Regions from separate parts of the Homo sapiens genome. Here regions 2 and 3 are each linked to region 1. The links are chromatin contacts, found by Hi-C or POLR2A ChIA-PET in ENCODE. All regions are on one chromosome and are shown on one strand. The core of a region is the stretch at or near the end of the contact, and the rest is flanking DNA. Distances in the headings are between cores, read along the strand shown.

Region 1 (3,604 bases), core at 629-3,128:
CCCAGCTACTCGGGAGGCTGAGACAGGAGAATCACTTGAACCTGGGAAGCGGAGGTTGCAGTGAGCGGAGATTTCACTACCACACTCCAGCCTGGCCGACAGAGTGAGACTCCATCTCAAAATAAATAAATAATAGTACCCATCACAAAACTTCAATATGTAACGACATTTTGCCCATTTTGTTCAACAGATTCTAAATCCATATTGCAGGGAAGCCGTTATGGTCTCTAACCCTGTTAACTCTTCATCCTTGATGTCTTCCCCAAGGTGACATTCCTTTCTAGTTTTCTTCTGACTCCTCTGCTGCTTTAGGGCAGCCTCCACTTGGGGGCTCCTTCTTTTGCCTGTCCCCTGAATGTGGGTGTTTCCCAGCGCTCTGACCTGACCCCATCCGTCTCTCGCTTTCCACACTCCTGCTGGGTAAACTCACCCTCTCTCATAGCCTTTTTACCTTCTGTGGGTTGGCGAGGCTCACATTTCAATGAGGTCTGCATCTCCGCCTTCAGCTCAGACCCTTTTCCCAGTCTCAGACCACCATGTCCAGAAGTCTGGACACCAAATTGAGTCCATCCTCCTGCCAAAACAAGCTGTTTCCTGGATTCCCATTAATCCACACAACAATAGAGATCTACTCATATTTATTAGATACCAATTTTTATGTAAGAAAAAAATGTAAGATTCTGGAACAAGCCAAAGAAATTACTGCTACATGAAAAAGATGGACAATAACAAGTGTTGGTAAGGATGTGGAGAAACTGGAACCCTCCTACACTGTGGGTGGGAATGTAAAACAGTGAAGCCCTGGCCCACCCAGAACCAGAATAAACGCCGTAGAGGATTTTTCCCCTTTTCCCCCCACTTCAAGAGATGGGCTCTTGAGCACAGTAGAATGATCAGAGCTCACTGCAGCCTTGAGCTCCTGGGTTCAAGCCTCAGCCTCCGAAATAGCTGGAACTACAGGCATGCACCACCACACCCAGCAGAGGATGTTGAACTGATGGCCCAAGGTGGAGAGGGAGTGAAAGTGCAGGTGCTTTGATGGATGAGGGATGGAGTGGCTTCCCTCCGGGAATGAAGGTGTGCAGAAAGGGCCACGCGCCTGCGGGCTGGGTTGCAGGGCCTCTGAGGGATGGGCTCAGATGTGGAAGCTATAGGAATGCCTGGGCAAACTGGGCAGAAATACCACAACCTGGGCAGGCTTTGGGAGGTCCCCAGCCAAGCCCTAGGGAGAGGGAGAGGGGCTGCCAGCCCCCCGGCTTGGGCTCAGGGAAGCCATAGTGATTCTTCTCAGGATGGCCTGAACCTCCTGGAATTGTGATAAGCCCCAAAGACAGGATGAGGCTCCAGGAAAATGACTAATATCAGATTTCCTGTCAACCGTGGCAACGAGAGAAGGGGGCTCCCAGTCTATTTAATTAGATTTACCAAAATAAAGACGTGGCATTTCTTACACCTGAGTGCCATGCTGTGATGCATAGACTGAATTACAAATTGTGAGATGGGTGAGGTAAGAGGGGGTGGCCATAGAGATAGTGAAAAGTGGGCAAATTTGCTATTTAGCAGGAAGGCCAGGCAGGTCTTACTGATAGTTTGGAAGCTGAGGGTCGGAGACTGGTACTGAAAAGGATTTCCCGGTTTCTGGCTGAGAACTGGGTCAACCCGAGTGCATTCCCACCCACTTCCTCTAGACCATCCATCCACTCAGCGGCACAGACTCCCGAAAGTGTCGCTCCAGTCCGAGTTGGCTCCTGTCCCTTGTCCACATAGACCGTCTCCCCGCTCCCCCAATATGGCACAAGGTGCCTAGGCCGTGTGGGGCGTCGGCAGGTATCACGGGTGGGGTCCATTGTGTGAGGACTAACATCGCGGCCTTTCCCCAGACCAGCCACCGGGGACTCCAGAGAGGCCTCGGCCCAGCTCCCGGAAAGGGTCTCCCAGCCAGGCCTTCTAGCGGCCCAAAGCGGGTAGGCAGAGCGCAGATACCGGGGCCTCTTTCGCCCACCCTCGCCAGGGCACTATCCTTCCCACCGGCCCGATCCCGCGTCCCGAGGTCTCGCGGGGCCAGGCTGCACGGGCGGCGGAGCCCGGAGCCCGGGGCGGGGCCGGAGATGAGCCTGCAGGCGGGGGGCTGTGCGAGTGCGCGGGGACGGGGGCTGCTGTTTCCGAGCCGAGAGCCCTGGTAGCGGGGCTCTGTGGGCGGAGACGCCCTCCCGAGCCTGGGCATCTTCGGAGTGGGACTCTCGGGTCGGAGTTCCGCCGCCGGCCCATCCAGTTTCAGCGGGTCGCCTTTGCCTCTGGGCCGGGTGGGGAGCCTCCCATTCCAGAGACCCCCCGACTCCCTGCCCCTCGCGGCGTAGGGGCGCCCTTTCTGCGGCGCCGCGGGGCCGTCCTCTCCCCTCCCCGGGCGGCTGCAGCAGGGGCGCGGGAGCCCGCGGACTGCGGGGTTGCGGTCGCCCCTGCTTTGTGAGTTCCCGCAGCTGGGAGGAAGAAGGAGAGGAGGGAGGAGGGAGAGGTGGGGAAGGGGACGCCGCGGGAGACTGGGAAGTGGCTGCCGCAGGGAGGAGCTAGGCCTCGAGTGAAGCCTGCTTGTAAGAAGGGCCAGGAGAGTCGGGTGCGCCCCCGCCCTCCCTGCCCCACCCCAAGATGGGGACCCAGAGCCCCTCCTCCCGCACTGGGCCTTCTTTCTGGGTAGTGGAGGGCTGGACTGGACTGAGCTGGGAAGGCCTGCAGCTCAGAGGCGCTGCTCTGTGCGTCAGGACCGGCTTGCAAATGAAGATGTTGAGGGGCTGGCTCTGGGCTCATAGCAGAAACTGCCAGATCTAGCGGCCACCCCTCAGTCCTCATCTGCGCCGGCCCTCCCAGCTTTCGACCCGGCCTCACTGTCTCCTGATTGAATCACTCCGGGCACCACAGTTCCCTGGTTCCTCCTTACAGCTCCGGGCCAGCCCCTCTGAACTTTTTCTGGGCGATTCTCTCTGACCTCTTAAGTCCGCAACGCTTGGAACAGGACCCACATCTCTTTCCATTCTGACACTCTCTGAGGGAGCGCAGCGTCCTTCATGTGGGGCTTGTGACCATCCTCCCCCCAGCCCCAGGGCAGCTGACTACCAGGCCCTGTTTCCAGACGTCTCTTCAGAGGTCAAGCCTTGGTAGCCAGTGGCCTGGACATCTGCCCCCGGGTGTCTCGGAGGCCCTCAGGGAAACCTTGTTCTGCTTCTCAGAGATGGCGCCACGGTTCGCTTGGCCTGTGGAAACGTGTGTGTCATGGGACCTGGTGTGTGGGTCAGAGGAAGGACTGGGAGGAGGAGGAAGGTGTCCACATGCGATTTTTTTTTTTGAGACAGAGTCTCGCTCTATCGCCCGGGCTGGAGTGCAGTGGCTAGATCTCAGCTCACTGCAATCTCTGCCTCCCAGGTTCAAGCGATTCTCGTGCCTTAGCCTCCCAAGTAGCTGGGATTACAGGTGCCTGCCACTACACCCAGCTAATTTTGGTATATTTAGTAGAGACAGGGTTTCACCATGTTGGTCAGGCTGCTCTTGAACTCCTGACCTCAAATAATCCACCCACCTCGGCCTCCCAAAGTCCTGGGATTACAGCCGTGAG
Region 2 (3,604 bases), core at 719-3,218, 210 kb after region 1:
TGCTGAGTACCCTGCAGAAGGTAGGGGTGCTGAAGAGTGGAGGCAGCACGTGAATGTGAAAGAGTTCTGTGCAGGGTGCAGGGTGGTGTATATTTGCTGTTGTGAGTCAGTGACTGAGATCCTGGTGTGTTGCCTGGGGGCAGTGGCTGGGTAACCCTGCATCCTTCACTGCATTCGGTATTTTGGGGGTGGCAGGGCCAGCTCCTTCTGCTCATCCTTAGCCTAAGCCCAGTCTTCCCGGGACCTTCCTGCTCCTCAGGGTCAGCGTTCCTTCTCCTTTTCCTGACCCCATCTCTCTAACTGCAGAAAATTTGAAGCTGTTTTTGTTGGGAGAAAGTTGCATCATAGGACCCAACCCTCTAATTTTGGAGGTAAAGAAACTGAGCCTCAGAGATGGGCAGGACTTGTCCAGGCTGCATAGTCTAGTATGATGGCAACATTGCAACCACCATCCAGGCTTATTGAATTCAGGGCCCAGGTTCTTTTCCACTGATTTCCTACTGCCTGTTTCTCTGGGAGAGATTCAATCCCTGGATTTCCCCATTGGATTGATTCCAGCTTCCTGGGTCTCCCTCTCCCCCGTTGCTGCTGGAGATCTCAGTTTAAGTTCCTGCCCTGTCACTCCATTTATTAACCTGCCACCATTGCTCCCTGTCCAGTGCAGGGCTGTGCTGGGCATGGGGACACAAGTCAGCCCTGCCCTTGGGGTGTCTATTGCATCCTGATAGACTTTGTCACTTTCTGCCATGGGGCCATGGGCAGACTTTCTCAAGCCTGCTGAGCCTCATCTGCAAAATGGAGCTGTCTGTATGATGAAAAGTAATCAGTTCTGATTGGGTGGGAGTGATGATAGACTGTTCTTTCTGCTTTCTCTCTCACCTCAGGGGCCAGGCTCCAGTGTTCTCTGTTGCCACTGTGGCCTGGTCCTCTGGAAGTCTCCAGGAGGCCAGTAGCCCCATCCACTTAGAACAGGATGACCTGATGATTGTTGGTCAGACCTGGGACAGGCAGGTGTCCTTTGCTATCTGATCTCCACCCTTCCAAAAGAACCAAACAAACCCCTGTGTCCTTCTCACATCTCTGTTCCAAGAAGTCAGCTGGGAGTTGGAGCCTTAGGGCACATACAACCTGGCCCTGTGAGGGCTCCCTGGGGCACTAGGACAAAAGCCAAACTGGGCCCGAGGCAGGCTGGGGTGTTGAGCCTCAACCCGGGGCTTAGGCTGATCAACCCGGGGCTTAGGCTGAGCCTGCCTCTCTCCCTCTGGGCCTCAATCTCCCCTTCACTTGGCCTTGGTGATCTGACATCAGGTCTGACACTCTATGGGGGTGTGTGTGACCCTCCTGTCCCACCCCCTTTTCCTGGCCTCTTGCCAGTAATCATGTAATGAAGATCTGCCGCTGTACCCACCCGCCCACCTACTCCCTTCCTGGTGGGACTCTGGTCTTTGCTGCCAGAACAGCTCATCTGGCCCAGAGTGTATCCCTTCTGTTGGCACAGGTGGGGTTCTTGTGTTAGCAACAGCCACCGAGACCACCAGCCACCTGGAAGAGGAGCAGACAGTGCCCCACATCACCTCTCCCCAAAGTGTAGGCAGAATCCTTGGAGAGGAGACTAGGAAACACTCTCTCTAAGCTTAGAATCACCTGTCCATCTGCCTCATTTCACTGATAGGCTTACTGAGGCACAGAGAGGAGGGACTATCCCAAGGTCACAAAGCTTAAGTAGTAGCAGGACTAGTGTAGGAACCAGGGCTGTCTGCTTTGGGGCCCATGGTCTTACTCCTGTGTTACTTTCACCATCACCATGCCGTGCTGTGTAAACTTAAGCAAGCCTTTGCTCTTCTGTGGGTCTGAATTTTTTCCTCTATGCACTGCTGTGGTGGGACAAGCCTATCTGAGCACCTTGCCTCTCCTGGGAGGGAGGGTATAAAGAGTGACTTGATAGGAATGTGTCCCAGACTGACATTAGCGAGCAGGCCGGGCCTGGGCATCGTGTTGGGCTGGGACTTTGCCACGGGAAACAGGCAGCAAGAGGACACAAGAGCAGGCATGTCAACAGAACCTTCATTGGCGGTATCCTTCCCCTCCTTCCAGAACGGACATTCTCTCCAGCCCTGGGGGAGGGGAGTGTGACATGAAAACAGATCAGAGCTGGTCAGATGCCTACATTCTTCTGGGTCCTACAGCAAGGGCATTGACTTGCACTGTGTCCCAAGGCACCTCATTCAACCAAATGTCCCATCAGAGCCTTGGGGAGGGAGGAAATGATTTAAAGAGCCACCTGGGGCCCACTGGGTGACACATCTTCATCCAGCAGCCCAGGGAAAAGTGCAGCGACTGGCCTGCTCCAGATGTGCAGGATAATTTGCTGTGACCTCCACAGGGGAATTGCAGCTCCCTTTTCTAGGCCTCAGCTTCCCCCCGTCATCCAAGGAATGGCTTAGACCTTTCAGGGCTCTGCCAGCCCATGCAGTGCTGTGGGTTCCTGGTTATCGGCCCAGTGGGAAGGTCGGGGGAGCCATAGGAAGGGGACAAAAAGATGCTGCACGGCGTGATGGTCACCTGCCAGGGTAACTATCCCAGGCCTGGCCATCAGCTCAGGAGCAAGTTTCCAAGTTTCCCACCTGGTATTGGCTGCCCCAGCTCTTCCCTCAATGCCTGCCTGCCTTTTTCATCAAAACTAGCACAAGGAACTTTTTAATTCCAGCTTCACTGAGAGCTAACTTGGTGGGCAGACCTGCTTGTTAGGCAAAACATTGGAACAGCAATCTTAACAGAGCTCATGTAAACGAGATTTTGAGATCTGCTCGCTGCCCCGAGCCCCACTAGCTATGGATTAGACTGCTGCTGTTTCCCATTTATTTGGGGAGTAGCTGAGAGTTGGTTTGGTTTTTGAGCAACTTTAATCTGTTTGCCAAGGGCAAAGCGGGAGAAAGAGCATCAGTGCCCCAAGCAGTGGGGATGAGAGTGAGGGAGTCTTGCTCACATTTGCACAGACTGGCAGCGTCAGAGCTGGGAGTGGTGCCAGCCAGCCTTTTCCATCCCCTCTGTCACCTGAAGATTTGCATTTCAATTTTCCAAGGCCAGCCACCAGCACCCTCTCCCCCAGAGCTGCACACAAGTCCTTCAGCTCTGCCAGGAGGCTCCCAAATCTGGAGTCACAGAAAACCTGGGCTCTTGACATTCTGCTGGTGGCCAGTGACTCTGCTTCCAGCTGGCACCAGTGCAGGGAAGGGGCACTTTGCAGCACTCAGGTGGGAGTGTCATTGATGTCACCTCTTTTGAGGCAGGGCAGCCAAAAAGACCAACGTGTTCATTCCTTGTTATCCAGGAATTGTATTTCTAGAAGTTTGTTTCACAAAAGCAATCAGATATGTGGACAAAGATAAGGTATTTATTGAAGCATTACTTCTAAGAGGGAAATTTTGGAAGCTTTTAAAATGTCCATCAATCAGGGTTTGAGTCAGTGCTGTTACATGCATGAGAGCTGTGCTGTAGAATACAAATGCAGCCACGAGAAGATATGGAACTGAGGGATTTTGATAAGGACAGATAGCTGTATGTTTGGTAGAAAATGATATAAAAATGATATCAACCCATATAA
Region 3 (3,604 bases), core at 4-2,503, 190 kb after region 1:
CACATGCTGGTGGATCTCGCTTCCTATGCTCTTCCCTAGATCAGGCCTTCCCTCCATTCCCTCTACCACTGCCGTGCCTTGAGGCTCATCCTCTCTCACATGGATCCCCCGCCCCTACAGCCTCCCCACTGCCCTCCTGACCTACAGCCTCTCCTGTCCATTTCCCATACCATGGCTAAGGACACTTAAAACCCACCTGACCAGCCATTTCCCTACTAAAGCTCTCCCAAGACCCGGCTCCCCCCCAATATCTCAAGAGTGGCACTCCCAAACCTCTCTCAGTTCAAGCACCCGCGCCTCTCACTTCAGCCTCATTTTCCACAGTTGCCTGGGCTCCAGCCACTCCAGGGCCCCCAGCCCTGCCCCAAACATGCTGGCTTTTCTAACACTTTATGCCTATCTTTCTGCTTTGCCCTCACACCTTCCATCTGCAAAATTCCTATTCATTAATGGGCAAACCATTCTGGAATGCTTTCTATGTGCCAGACACTACCTAGGCTCTTTTTATACCTTATCTCATTTACTTCTCAAAGTACCTCACAAAAATAATAATTATTATTCCCATTTTACAGATATGGAAACTGAGGCTCAAGAGAGGCAGGGCAAGAACTGGACTCCTAGTCTATCTGATTCCAAACCTGCTGTGCACCAACCTCTCTGGGAAGTGCACCAGCGCCCCCACTCCCCCAGCCCAGGGCAGAGTCTTCTCTACTCTGTGGTTCCATAGCCCCCTGGTTTCTCGCTTGTCCCGGCCGTTGTCACCAGTGACTGTGTGCGGCTGTCTCTGCTGCCCCCCAGCGTGAGCATCCCAAGGGCAGAACCTGGGCTGATCTGGCTGGGTCCCCAGCACCCAGCAGGGTATAGGTGCTCTGTGAGGTTTCTTAATAAAGAGATGGAAAGCCAGAAGCAGTTTGGGTGGTTGAGATACCCAGCCCTAACCTAACTAATCCTGATACCAGTGACCAAAAGCGGGACCTTCGCATCTTTGCTGCCAAAAGACAGCCCCTCCTAAAGAGTAAAGGCCCGACCCCCTGCACGCCCTCTGCCTGCACCGCACGTGCTTGGTTTTCCCCGCCCGGGTACTGGCCGCCGGGCCGTACCAATCTCCGCGGGGGAGCGCCCGGGGTCGGACTGAGGGAGCGAGGGGAATAACCGGGCGCGCCCCTTGGAAGCAGGGCTCAGAGCTGCTCTCCTCTCACGCATTCCCCGGATCCGCGCGGAGCAGGCTGCTGGCCAGCCCCGGGCCCGCGCCAAGCAGAGCCTCAGGTGCGGTTCCCCCACAAGCAAGTGGCGCGGGCGGCGGCTTAGAACGGCCCGCCCCGCCCGCCGCGTCGGCGCCTGCCCCGTTGTGAGGTGATAAAGTGTTGCGCTCCGGGACGCCAGCGCCGCGGCTGCCGCCTCTGCTGGGGTCTAGGCTGTTTCTCTCGCGCCACCACTGGCCGCCGGCCGCAGCTCCAGGTGTCCTAGCCGCCCAGCCTCGACGCCGTCCCGGGACCCCTGTGCTCTGCGCGAAGCCCTGGCCCCGGGGGCCGGGGCATGGGCCAGGGGCGCGGGGTGAAGCGGCTTCCCGCGGGGCCGTGACTGGGCGGGCTTCAGCCATGAAGACCCTCATAGCCGCCTACTCCGGGGTCCTGCGCGGCGAGCGTCAGGCCGAGGCTGACCGGAGCCAGCGCTCTCACGGAGGACCTGCGCTGTCGCGCGAGGGGTCTGGGAGATGGGGTGAGTGCCACGGCGCAGGGGTTATGGACCTGCGAGAAGATTTTCTGGAAAGGGCCCTGTGGCAGGCTGGTGGGTACTGATGAGTCCACGTTCATTCTCCACTGTGGCACTCATCAATTTTTACGACCTCTGTTACATCGCTTTCCACCCGCCCCCCAGCTTGTTTCCCTCATCCGTGAGGTGGGAGCGGTACCACCCACCATTCTTAGTTATTAGGGATATTCGAGAACTCCTCCCCAGCCCCCACTGCGGCTGGTGACCCCTGGCACTTCCCTCCCCTCTCCCTTCACCAGGTAGAGCGAGCTTTGGCAGTGATAGACTGGATGGGCAGGATGGTATGGGTTTTGCCGTCTCCTGAGACAGCCACCAGACGGGGAACATGCCCGACTGGAACAGGTGTGTCTGCCCTGTCCTCTGTCCCACATCCATCCTCTCGCCCAGGCTCTGGAGCCCACATAGCAGCAACTCTTGAGCCTGGCATGCTTAGAAGGCAGCGGAGAGGACCCTGCATGTCCTCCAAGGTAGAACTGAGGTCCTCAGTGAATCGCGCAGAGTTGAAATCAACCCCCGCCCCGCACCCCCCGCAGCTTTTCCCAAGCGAGGAATAGCAACTCTTCCAACCCCCACCTCCCTTACCTAGAGCTGGAGAAACTGAAGTGGGAGGAAGCATGCCTAAGTTTTCCTTAGCTGATGCCTTGACCCCTGGATTCAAGTACAAATCCGGTAGACCCTGGGAAGTCATCACAGCTGTCCTGGTCTGCGTGTGTGTCTTGCATGAAGCCCCTCTCCCTCTTTCTAAGTCTGTATTCTGTTTGCTGAGCCTCTCTGACATGGATTTTTCTTTAGTAACTAACGGTCGCCTACACCGCCCACCTTTGTTACAAAAATAAAGCTTGCTAATTATGGAATTTTTGAAAATATAGACAAATGAAAAAAATTTCTGGTAAATCGACTATCCAAAGATACCTTCCTATTAGCATTTTAGTATATCTCTTGATCATTTTCTTTATACACATTGCATAGATACAATTGAGGACATGCTGTAGATATAGTTATGAATCTTGTTTTCTCCCCCTTAATGTAACATCGAGGTTTCCCTTCTGTTAATCAGAATCACTTACAATGTCCTAGTGGTTGCAATAACCCACCCTGCAGCTGTACCACACTTTAACTGTGACCTAGGCATTGGCATTGCTTCTTGTGTGATTATCGCTGTGGTTATCTGCCCCTCTTGGTGTGGGTGCTGCTCGTAGCCCTTGAAGAGGAACCCAGCTGCTGCCCTGTCTCGGGGGCGAGCAGCTTGAGCTGCCCCATGTATCCAGCCAGTAGCCTCTGACAGCCCCTTCTCTCACTTGAGTCCTTTTCTGTTCCCTGTGTCCTTTGATGTCCTTAGGGACATCAATGGATGAATGGACTTGCCCTTGTTCATGCTGTTAAAAATGTTTTTGCACTGGGCAGTGGGATAGGGATGTTCTCTGTGGTAGTGCTTCCTGGAGACCCCATTCCGTCGGCTCTGCCATCCACAGGCTGGGAGCTGTGTCTTCCAGGAGGCAGTGACCCTGGCTGTCATGTTTTTGACTTAGAGTTTGTTCCTTAGGAGAACTTGTACTCTAGCGAATGGTTTTAACCAAGCCACTTAATATCATGTCAGGAACATTTCCCCATGTTGTTATCAGATCTTGAAAACTTTTTTTTTTTTAAACTGGGTGCAAGGATTTACATCATGGAATGTAGGAAGGGCTGGTATGAAATGCAAACCAGTCAGTTCAGCTTTCTGGGATCTACTTTGGTGAAAGATTGGGTGGAGTAGGGGAGGGCACTGAAGCACATTTTGTTATCTGGGCATCTCCATTAGACCTGCCTTCTAGATCCTTGGTCCTTGAAG

The links. Hi-C counts contacts between places; a loop is a spot of excess contacts on that map. ChIA-PET counts read pairs that join two places held with the same protein, here RNA polymerase II (POLR2A). Pooled maps may share reads with other maps.
Region 2: a map of posterior cingulate gyrus shows a loop between it and region 1 (2.1-fold over the local background). The contact joins the enhancer-like site here to the promoter of MAP6-AS1 in region 1. A Hi-C loop is called at or near these places in 3 of 168 maps with a recorded cell type or tissue (PC-9, mammary epithelial cell and posterior cingulate gyrus) and 5 of 50 pooled maps. POLR2A ChIA-PET finds 5 or more read pairs at or near these places in 3 of 52 experiments (A549, Caco-2 and PC-9).
Region 3: a loop to region 1 is called in a map of Caco-2, with 7 times the contacts of the local background. The contact joins the promoter of DGAT2-DT here to the promoter of MAP6-AS1 in region 1. A Hi-C loop is called at or near these places in 4 of 168 maps with a recorded cell type or tissue (Caco-2, GM12878, HepG2 and 1 more), 6 of 37 single-sample maps with no recorded cell type and 10 of 50 pooled maps. POLR2A ChIA-PET finds 5 or more read pairs at or near these places in 9 of 52 experiments (Caco-2, H1, PC-9 and 6 more).

What each region holds. Positions count from the first base shown.
Region 1 is chr11:75,581,318-75,584,921 of GRCh38, forward strand. MAP6-AS1 (MAP6 antisense RNA 1) reads left to right here and starts at 1,879. Exons shown (of 2, transcript NR_145823.1): 1 at 1,879-1,964. RefSeq lists silencers at 1,897-2,006, 2,017-2,166 and an enhancer at 2,913-3,492.
Region 2 is chr11:75,791,148-75,794,751 of GRCh38, forward strand. All of the region lies in intron 4 of DGAT2 (diacylglycerol O-acyltransferase 2), which reads left to right. Among named protein-coding and RNA genes, the nearest start is that of UVRAG-DT, 22 kb to the right of the region's middle. Within about 2 kb of position 1,969, at least 3 of the 41 ENCODE cell types and tissues checked have a DNase peak (open chromatin) inside an H3K27ac peak, as active enhancers do.
Region 3 is chr11:75,767,394-75,770,997 of GRCh38, forward strand. DGAT2-DT (DGAT2 divergent transcript) reads right to left here and starts at 1,254. Exons shown (of 4, transcript NR_046090.1): 1 at 1,101-1,254. DGAT2 (diacylglycerol O-acyltransferase 2) reads left to right here and starts at 1,385. Exons shown (of 8, transcript NM_032564.5): 1 at 1,385-1,719. The coding sequence starts at 1,599. RefSeq lists an enhancer at 688-1,188 and silencers at 1,275-1,384, 1,465-1,704.